2 separate regions of the Homo sapiens genome follow, and region 1 is linked to region 2. The links are chromatin loops, found by intact Hi-C in ENCODE. Cell type or tissue: psoas muscle. All regions are shown on one strand. Each heading gives the region's core, and the rest is flanking DNA. Links, peaks and the distances in the headings are about the cores only.

What was found. Hi-C counts contacts between places; a loop is a spot of excess contacts. Peaks named below come from ENCODE experiments on the same cell type or tissue, not always from the same donor. Only the 100,000 strongest peaks of a DNase experiment are listed, where the experiment ranks them.
Region 1: it touches region 2 in a loop (1.8-fold over the local background); 8 of 110 quality-filtered maps call a loop at or near these places.

Annotation. Positions count from the first base shown.
Region 1 is chr6:3,413,519-3,419,005 of GRCh38, reverse strand. It overlaps SLC22A23 (solute carrier family 22 member 23), which reads left to right. Exons shown (of 10, transcript NM_015482.2): 2 at 3,151-3,254. It overlaps LOC105374890 (a long non-coding RNA gene), which reads right to left. Exons shown (of 3, transcript XR_926397.3): 2 at 2,213-2,423; 3 at 1,027-1,681. Among named protein-coding and RNA genes, the nearest start is that of SLC22A23, 41 kb to the left of the region's middle. RefSeq lists enhancers at 3,554-4,055, 5,120-5,487. In psoas muscle, for the core only: no CTCF peak of the experiment used is centred there; a DNase peak (open chromatin) is centred at 3,305; H3K27ac peaks cover 545 bases.
Region 2 is chr6:3,339,055-3,344,304 of GRCh38, reverse strand. The region is part of intron 3 of SLC22A23 (solute carrier family 22 member 23); the gene reads left to right. Among named protein-coding and RNA genes, the nearest start is that of PSMG4, 83 kb to the right of the region's middle. RefSeq lists an enhancer at 2,394-3,117. In psoas muscle, for the core only: no CTCF peak of the experiment used is centred there; DNase peaks (open chromatin) are centred at 2,604 and 3,564; H3K4me3 peaks cover 331 bases; H3K27ac peaks cover 3,247 bases.

The sequences.
Region 1 (5,487 bases), core at 288-5,287, 74 kb before region 2:
GTGACCTCAAAGCTTCCTCATACTTCTGAAATTCTTTAGGAGATTATACTGTGTCTGAACATATTTTCTTTTCCCGACACATTTTTGTCAATACCAGAAGCAGAAGTCAAACAAGGGTGTCGGTGCCATGGGTTCCCCCAGCGCTACCCTACCCTGCTAAACGGCGGTGCCTCCAGGATGGCAAGGGCGGTGTTGCAGGCGGATCCCCAGGCATGAGTAACCCTTATCATGGTAAACTTGCTGGGCCTGGGAATCCAGTTGGTTTACTTGTTGCTTCAGATATGCTGTCTATTCTTGTGCCTAGTTGAGGAGGGTTTAAGGTAGCAGGTGGCTGCCTTGCTCTGGGTTTCCTGCACCCCCTCCCCAGGGGGAAGCCCAGAGGCTGGGAACTGTGGAGCCAGCAATACTTCTAACCAGGCTTCCTCTCCCTACCAGGCGTGTGAGTGACTCAGTCTCCCTCCACTGTGTTCATTTTCCACTGTGGCACTGTTAATGGATAGGGCTGATCACTGAATGTCTTATTAGCTAGCACCTTAATGGGGTCATGGCTGCCCAAGGCCAGGTCTGGTCATTGCTCAGGTGGCTGAACTCACAACAGTATTGGCAATTTCCTCCAGTCCCCTAAATGCTTTATTAAAATTTCTTCTGCCTCCTGGCCATCTCATAGAAGCATAATATACTCATTTGCATCCTTTAACCTCAAGTAAACTCATCAATGGGAAGTCTTGGGGGAGACATGAAAGCATTTCAGATGACTCCCTGCCATCAAGACAGCAGCTGGTGCCCTTCTCCCCGGCAGCAACCTGGGGTCGGGATGTGTTCCTCTCCTGCCAAGATTGTGCCCGACTGAGGCTCCCAAAGGCATGATGCAACTGGGAGATGAGTGGTTACAGGTGTTGAGAGCACCTCCTCTCCCAGAGTGTATAAACCAAGCTGGAAAAACAGAATGTGCACCCACTGTGATTTATGAAGCTGTCACTCACGTTTTAAGGCAAAACCTGTATTCCTGAAGTTAGAAATAGGTTGTGTGGTGAAAGGTTTTTATTATCAAAAATACATTTTTTCCTAGAAACAGCATACATATGTGAATGTTCGTTTTCCAGGCTTGCCTCCAAAAGCTCACTGAACTCATCACCTAGCTGTACGACCCTGCATTTGCAGAGCAGAGCAGCAGCAGCCAGTAGTCTTTTGCATGGTTCCCACAGCGTTTTTGCTTCTCCCTGCTCTTGGGAGTTGTTTGAACCCCAGCCCAAGACAGTGAAGCTCATTCATTGTCTTCAAAATGGCAGGGCAGTGTTGGCCAGTAGTTCTCAGAGTCGCAGGGCAGGTTTGCCGAACCACACTGCTGTGCTTACCTGCAGGAGTCTTCATTCAGTGGGCCTGGGATGGGGCCCAAGAACTTGCCTTTTCTAACTAGTCCCCAGGTGGTGCTGATGCTGCTGGTCCCTGGAGCAGTTTGAGGACCACTGGAGCAATCATGGAAGGAAGTTAACCCTGTAAGGAGCTCCTGTGTCTGAATTCTTAAGAATCTGTGCAACCAGCAGTGCCCTTCTCCCCAAATTCATGAATAAACCCTGACAACAGCAAATTCCAAGCCGTCTTTTATTGATGAGGCCCTTGTGCAGTCTGTGCTTACATTCCCATATTCCGTTTCTTCCTGGGCCTGGCGTTGCAAATCACTCTGGAAGCAGATGGGGTAGAAAAAGAAGTCACCCTCCTCAGACCTCTGGAAAGCATACCTGTGTTGGGGGCATCGGCGAGCCAGTGTGTGTCCCAAGGAGTCCAGGGCAGAAGTGGGGACATTGTGACAGGCAGTGGCTTTCTACTTATCCCAGCCAGGCACCTTTCCCTGCATCCACTGACACAGAGCTTGGCTTTTCCTGAATTTTAGTGAAGCTGAGAACCACAGCTGTGGCCTCAGGGGCCTCGATAAGGCTCTGGAAGTTTGGAAACATGAGGCAGGACCTGAGCTTACAGTGCCCTCTAAGGATCCTCTGTGCTGCAGTCTGGGTAGCATAGAGACAAGGGGCGGGGGGAGACATCTAAGAAGACAGAACTAGGATCAGGGGTCAGCCCACCACCTTCCATGTTCCCCATCCCCTCCAATCCTGCCTCTGCTCCCAGAACACCTCCCGCTCCGGTGTTCCCAAATGCATTGGCGTGAATTTCTTCAGCTTCTTCCCTGCACCACCCCACCCCCGTCTCCACTGACCTGGAGTTGCGCGTCCAGACCAGAAGCTTTGCCCACTTCTTTGCAGCAGAAGCAGGGGCATCTAGACCCCCGGCTCTGTGTCTCCATGGCCTGGCCAGCAGGGACCCTGCTTATGTGCCCCTCTGGCCCAGATGAAAGCTGCATGTGGATTTGAGTCCACACTTGGACACACATCCCTTAGAGGGAACAAACAGGGGTTTACGTCCTGATCCTGCAAGTGGAGAAAAGAAAAATGAGAAGATTTGTATTTGTTTGTATTTTTCTTATTAAACAATATAATAGTCTGAATGTTGTATTTACTAATTGACCGGCTTTCTCTCCAAGGAGAGCAGATGGCTTTAGAGGGAAACATGGGAAAACGCAAGGGACACTTCCAAGGGCAAAATAGAATGTTTAGTTAAAGTTCATATTTCAACATTTACTACTAATGCTCGCTTTTATTTTTAAGACTCCTCATAAAGTTTGGGGAATGTTTTGGGATGAAAATGCAAAAGTTACTTTTAACCTCCTCATGTCATCACGATGCCCATGCAGAAAGTTGACAGGGTCTCCCAGCCCCTGGGCACTCAGAGCAGCTCTTCATGGTGAGGGACCACTGGTCCTCAGGGATGCCTGGTCTCCGTGGCTGCCCACCTCTGCCTCAGTTTACATTTCCCGTGGTGGTTGGGACAGAAGAATACACATCCCCAGACTTCCTGCGTCATTCTTTGCAGACTTATAATCTGTCCCAGACTAAAATGTTACATTTCCTTTTGTGGGCAAATTATATGTCTCATTGGATTTTCAAAACCATGGAAGAGACTCTGACTGGTGTATATGGCATGGTACTGGCAACGGTGCGGTGGTCCCTGCAGGGTTATTGTATTGCCCTTATAATTGAGTACGACTAGCTCTGTGTATGTTTCTCTCTGATTTATTTTCTATTTGCCCCTCTCTAGTGGGATCTTGTGTGTGATAATGCCTGGAAGGTCCATATCGCTAAGTTCTCCTTACTGGTTGGATTAATCTTTGGCTACCTAATAACTGGATGCATTGCTGACTGGTGAGTACCAACATGCCCGCCGCACGAACCTTTGGAGGCCACAGCACGCCTTTGCTGGCTAAAGAAAAATAGTCAGTGTTAGCTTACCATGACTGTCTTTTCCCAGTGCCAGAGCAGAAGGCCAAAGCTGCCACGTGGAGAATGCAGAGCTCGGAGAAATGGCCCATGCATGTAGCAGATCATTTGGAAGTGTGAATTTAAATTCAACGCAATTCTCTAGCTTCTAGAATATAGCAAAACCAGCCTGCAGCCCCATCTACTTCTAACCTTTGACGTTTCATTAGAAAGAGCTTGAAGACTTATGTGCAGGGCTGCAGGAGGTGGATGCACTAAGGGGCAGCTGCAGAAGATGCATTAAAAAATAGGGGATGGGGAAGCTAAAGACCCTTCCCCCATGCGAGCTGAATGAGTCAGGCAATGCTGATTAGCTCCTCTACATGTCACGTGGATTTTGGAGAGGGGCAGTCCTTGGCCAGGAGATGCCTCTGTGGGGTCTGTAGGGAGCTGCACCTTGAGTGATAAAGAGCATTTCGGTAATACAGATGGGCGCTGTGGGCAGGGGAGGGTGGTGGCCAGAGGTGAGAATGCATATGCAATAATGATAACATTAGCAGCTGAAAGATTACCGTGTAGCAGGCACTGTGCTAAGTAGTTCCATACATTAACATCTCCTTACAACACCCCGAATAGGAGATGCTATTATTACCTGTGTTTTACAGTTGAAAAAGCAGAGAAGTGTAAGTAAAATCTCCAAGTTCACTCAGCTTTAAGCTGGAGAGCCAGAACTTGAAACTCAGCCACCACGTGGCCTCAGAGCCTGCCCCTCCACCAGGATGCTGCAGCGCTTTTATTTAAGGCATTCTGTGGTCACAGGGGCAGCAGCGGTGAGGTGTCTAAGCAGGGAGGCAGTTGCACAATGTTGACAGGTTTTTCAAGTAGCGAGATTGCTCAGGAGAGAGGCGTAGTGTAACTGTCTCCCCAGCTTACATTCTTTTATCTTTAAAGGATTTTTTTTTTTTTTTTTTTTTTTGGTGAATCGAGACATCTTGGCCTTGAGGAAATAAGGGCCCAGAGTGATATGGAACAAATTCTATAGGTTCTGTGACCTCTGCACCTCAGTTAACTGAGAATGCTGGCCAAGGCAAGTGCCTGGGCGGACAGCAGCAGAGGGTCACATTACACATGTGGAAAATTTCTTCCAAAACCCAGCGTGTATTTGGGAGTTCCTTGAGCTGACATGTAATGTGATTTCCTGTGTGCTTGACATCTGCCTCATCATGATTTGCAAGTGCTTCTCATGGACACGTTCTCTGTGGACAGCAACAGAGAAGCAGTCAGTGACCTCTGGAGACCTACGCAGGGGACCTCTTGGGGGCTTTCTTTGGTAGAGGCAACACAGGGTTTATTTTTTTAAACCAAATACTTGAGTTCATAGGTTTCTAGTGTGGGCTATATTGGTCTAAAATATACCGTTTCCCAGAAATCTACATTGAAATAGGTTAGAAAAATATACTAATATAATCCATGTCACTGTCTTTCTAAAAAAATGCAAACTCAACTGGGGTTGTAGTGTCCTTATTCAATAAATAATTTAATAGAAAAGTAAAAATCGACTTTTATGAATGAACCAGTCTGTAACAGTTTAAATTGTTTAAAGATTGTTTTCTTAACTTTCTTCTTGTACACACATGTGATGTGGCCTCCCTGATCACACACCAGGCCTGAGGACAAAAGAGTTTGGGTCTTGCTCTTAGAGTAACCAGAAGTCTGACATCGCAAACCATTTCTCTGCAGTTGCTTTTCTGAGGTTCCTCCTCAGATGGGCAAGATTGAGGGGGTGCCCCGGGAATCAGGGGCAGGCTGCCTGAGTGGTAGTTTTTGAACATTTTGAGTGGCCTTCCCTTTCAGTTTGAAAGCTTGGTATTTTCCAACTCCATTTTCTGGCATTTGACTCCCTGCTTGAGCCTTGCTTAAAAGGAAATAAACCCATTTAAAGGGAACTCCAGACCTCTCGGCTATGGGCCCTGTTTCATGGCTGCAGGGGAAGTGGATCAAGTCATACAATATGCTTCCTAAGGCTGCAGTCAGCATTTAGTAACATTTAAGTAGTACACTTCTTTCTTCAAAAAGTTACATTTTTGACACCAAGTTTTGTCTGGGGATGTTCACTGGGTATTGGTATAGAATCTGCTAGCTCAGGTGGGTGGGAGGGCCGATGGCCAGTGGCCCCAGG
Region 2 (5,250 bases), core at 1-5,000:
TTTAAAAAATTTGTTTGGTTTTCCCCTCCTTCTTACTTACATGTCATTGAGAATGCTAGGAAGGTGTTTTCATTTTGACATGTTAACATCAGATTCTAGATCAGTGCTGTCCAATAGAACACTTGAAGTGTGGCCAGTGCAACTGAAGAACTGAAGGTTTACTTGTACCTAATTTTAATTAATTTAAGTTTAAATAGCCATATGTGACCACTGTATTGGACAATGCAGTTCTGGAAGAAAAAGCCACAGAAACCAAGGCATTCCCCAGTGCTGTCAGAGACTGGACAGTAGATTCTAATTCGTGTACCATTCCCCTTAGCAAAAATCCTCTTAAAATATTTTCTAACTTAGGAATAAGCGAATCGAATCTAAAATTTACTTGAGAAAATATTCTCAATATTTATAGAATGTAAGTTCCTTCTTCTGCCATCCTGTGCCTTCTGTCTTCTTTCCCAAATGAAACATTTTTTCATTGCTTCTTGTGTGTATGTATTTAAGGGCTGCTCTCTGTTCGGCACCAATGTTTGACAGTGATTGGCTCTTCTCTTAAATACAGCCAGCTCCCCAAGGTCATCAGTCAACGTCATTATGTTCAGAAGCAGATAGATGGGCAATTCAAGAGCGACCTAGGGTCTTTCGACATTTGGCCGGCTGCTGAGTATTTAATTACGTCTCGACAAACATGGGAGAGAGCCCTCATTGATAAGCTTAGCTTGTTAAGAGCTGGTCTCATTAATGGTCATGGTGATAAATTGTGCTAGTCTTATTGAAAAAAAGATGTCTAAAACGAGGACATTATGTCTAAATGATGAGGATGTGTGTGTGTGTGTGCGTGTGTGTGTGTATTTGCAGGGGCTGGAGATGTTTCCTTCGTTCTTAAAGGATAAATCTGGTGTTTAAAATCCAAAGATCTGAATTCAAGTCCTAGATACTATAAACCATATGACCTAAGGCCTATTTGGTAACTAACCTCTTGGGGCCTCCCTGTTAAATGGGATTAGCACTTGTTTACGAGGCAAGAGTGTGGTTGGGAATAGATGTGGAAATGCAGTGTCTCTGTTTGCTGCTGAAGTGGTCCAGAATATGCCACTGGCCATAAGGACTGTTGTGAGCTGACAGCATTTGAGAACCAGCAGATGCAGGACGCAGCTTTGTCGGAACTCCCCCATCTACCTAGAAACAGAGCTTTCCCGAAGAATTCAACTGTCATAAATCCCCCTTTAAGGGAGATTTCTCCCAGCAGAGGTGAAGATGAGAAGTTGATGCAGGATGAGAAATTGCATAAACACACCTTACTAAAACAAACCTTCTCTTATATTATTTCCCCCGTGTATTTCTCTGTCATTTCCCACTATTTCTTGTCTCTTGAAATCCTAACCCCTTCCCTGCATTAGGATGGTATATAAAGCCCCAAATTCCAACCTCTTCTCTGAGCCATTTTTTGCACTCTCCTGCCGGTATACATATGTGATTAAACTTTGTCTTTCCTCTTGCCAGCCTGTCTTTTGTCAGTTTAATTCACAGGCCCCAAGCACTGACCCTAGGAGGGTGGAGGAAAAGGTTTTCATCCCCAGCACTAATGTGAAGGTGTTATTTGTACGATGGCAGTTTCAGGCAGATGAGAAATCCCAGCAATTTTGCTGACATTTGACGGCAAAAGCTCCTCAAGGTTTGAATCTCCTGGACCCCCCATCTACTGGCTTCCTGGGCTCCATCTGGAAAGCATCTGTTTCTGGGAATCTGGGCTCAGGGCCCCGGGGGACTCTGATGCTGTGGGTCAAGGAGGCCCCACCTTTGAGAAGCACTGTTTTCAGGGACCTCTGCAGACTGGGAGAGAGAAAGAGGTGTGTGTGTTTCAAAGGAGGTGAGCCGTGAACCCTAGTGGCCTCACTTCCATAGTTTCTGGGGCTGTACTTCATTCTGAATTTCAAATTTTAGTATTCGGTTGCCTAAATGAAGTAAGGTATTCCTTTAAATTTTGTTTTATCTCAATTTGTTGGCCACCCAATGACTTTTTGAAAAAGAGTTATGTTAAGGAGACACATGGCCTTAAAACAGCAAACCACATTGGGCTGGATTTCAAATTGAGGCTTCCATCTTGAAACAAAACGGTAACTGAGAATAAGTTTTCATTTTCACGCAGACACACCTAAAATTTAAACCCATAGTATGTACCTAGAGGAACAAAATGCTAGTTTAGGAGCTGCTGAACCTAAACTAGCAGCTTTCATTAAGAAGAAATCTTAATTAAAGCTTCATTAATCTTTCATTAAGAAGAAAGATTTTCTTCTTAATGCTACTGAACAGATGTCTTCCTCTATCCATGAATCGAAATATAGATAATCACTTGGGCCCTAGGATTTGTTTAGGAAATGAAAGAAGTACAAGAAGACTTAAGTTGTATGATTTTTTTTAAAATCCATTAACTTTTCTTTTAAAGGATTTACAGGTGTGGAAAGGATGGCCCCAGTCTGAAATTTTATTCCCAGCTTGTGTTCAGTTTCCTGCGCTCCCCCGCCCCCACCCCCCTCGCTTGACAGGGAAGCTTCGGTCACAACAGATGACCAATGAATTGTGCGTGTGGTTTCTTCTCTTTTGCTTCTTTTCTTTTCTGCCAACTCTGTCAAAGGCAGCCCAGCGTGAATCAGAAGTGCTGGCTGAACACTTACCCCAGAAGTCTGAGATGGTTTGGTAATCACAGCATTTACATTTGAATGTCATCTAACACCAGAGCAGTGATTAACCAGTGACTACAGAGTCACATCCTAAGTAGAGTAATACTGTGATTTTTTTCTGGGTTTTCATGTTCTGGACCCAAGGAGTTGGAAGAAGAGAGAGAGAGAGAACAAAACCCATCCACCTCAGAGTTTTCTAGTGAGGTCTGACATCTGCCATTCTAAAAAGTTTCAGGTGTGTCCTCTAAACCTCACCTTGAAACAGCCTCTTGCACTGTATAAAAGTTAGGCTTTTGGAACAAAATCTTTTGAAACAACTACAACAAAAAGTATGCTTCAATGGCATAACTTTTTTTTAGCATTTCAATCCTTCATATTTAACATTTTTCCTCTCAGCTTGATCGGAGGGAGGGCTTTCTGAGAAACCCTCTTTCCAATGAATCTCAAAACAGCTTCTGAGGTCATCTGTGACTCGGGCCAGCCTCTCAGCAACCTCTGTGTGAGGATTGTTTCTCTATATTAAATGCTGTATGTTCCGAATGTGTGTCCTTCAGAGCCAGGAGCTCACAGGAGCCATGTGACCCCTGACTTCACAGCAGGCCACCTTCAACCCTGTGAAGGGAGGGGAAGGTGCCATAGCAGGCATTGGTGATGGGAATGCCAAAGGTTATGTGTAACATGAGAGACCGGCCCCTCCTCATTCAACCTGATCCTGAAAGAAGGAGCATAAGCTTGAAGACATGAGTCCTTTAAATATCATTCCTGTAAACTCATATTGCCCTGGTTTCTGTTTTCCCAAATGGTAAATGTATCCTTTCCAGACAGATCCCATCAAAACCCACAAGTACCTAAGGACAGTCTCTCGGTTCTCATGTCTCTAGCACGTCATGCGGCTGCCCTTTTCCCAGTAGCCCCATCTGTTTTCCATAAGGGCCGCACTCTGTCACTTTATAAATTTGCTACGGCAATTGTCTCCTGCTTTTTCACATGGGACCTTGAAAATCGTTTTTGGCCTTTACACAAAGGATCGGTTACAAAGCTCCTCATACTGTGGTTAGAAATCGAGTCACTTTCCAAGTTGCCGTTCTTATGCAAGATGTTCCCAACTTTTGCAAGAATTATCAACTTTTACAAAAGTTCATTTATCTCATGGTTACCTGGAACTAAAGGGGCAATTTGTCATAGACTCTGCTGCGGTTACGTATGGGTCCCCAGGCCAGCCCACAGGGCTGTTTAAATGTGTCCCTGAATTATTATACTAACGTGCTGTTTGAAGGCCCTAGAGAGAATGTGACCGGCGGGCGTTTTACCTTATATCATCACTTTCTTTGACTCTGACAAACATTTCTTCCAGATAGTACCTCTTGCCATTCATAAGAGAGTCATAAGCATGTTAAGCCTCTTGCTCAATGTCATTCGTATAGCTGGTACTTGGAAAATGGAAATGCCAACCAATTTCAAAGCCCCTGCCCTTACCATTCCCTTCTCCAGGCCATCCCTCCTGGATAATACCGCTTTTGTGGGAGCGCTCTCTGGGCTAGGAAGCACCTCCCCTGTGGGGAGAGGAGAGGAGGGAAGCTGTATTCTCATGGACACATTTTTAATTTCATATGTTTACATAAGGAGGCTCAGATGTTCCTCAGCCATTATTGTTACAGGAAAGGGGCCCTGATCCAGACCCCAAGAGAGGATTCCTGGATCTCACCCAAGAAAGAGTTCGGGGCCAGTCCGCAGTGCAAAGTAAAAGCAAATTTATTAAGAAAGTAAAGGAATAAAAGAATGGCTACTCCATAGACAGAGCAGCCGCAAAAGCTGCTGGTTGCCCTTTTTTATGGTTATTTTTTGATGATATGCTAAACAAGGGGTGGATTATTCATGCCTCCCCTTTATAGACCACATAGGGTAACTTCCTGACGTTGCCATGGCATCTGTAAACCGTCATGGCGCTGCTGGGAGTGTAGCAGTGAGGACGACCAGAGGTCACTCTTGTGGCCATCTTGGGTTAGGTGTGTTTTGGCCGGCTCCTTTACTGCAACCTGTTTTATCAGTAAGGTCTTTATGACCTGCCTTTTGTGCCGACCTCCTGTCTCATCCTGTGACTTAGAATGCCTTAACCATCTGGGAATGCAGCCCAGTAGGTTTCAGCCTCATTTTACCCAGCTCCTGTTTAAGATGGAGTTGTTCTGGCTCACATGCCTCTGACATTATGAATTGGAAAGTGGAGGCTGTCACCCCAGGAGGGACAGGACCAGGGCTTGGGAACTCAGCTGCACCTGGGGAATGAACAGAAAACAAAAAGCTTTGTAACAAAGCTTGACAAAGTCTTTGAAGACAGATCACCATCTGTCTTCATCTAAGGCCTGTGTGCCTGGTGGTGGATTATCAGATTGGGGGTGGGGGAAAGCACACTGTTTTAATTTTTATTAAAGTTGGAAGAGGAGTTTTAAAGGATACGAAATCCTGATTGGTAGGAGGCTGACATGGATTTCAGCTGCAATGGCAATAATAGCCACAGAGCTATTGCATCACTTAAGAAATGACTGGCTCCTCCCTCCCCTCGACCCTGCTCTTCCCT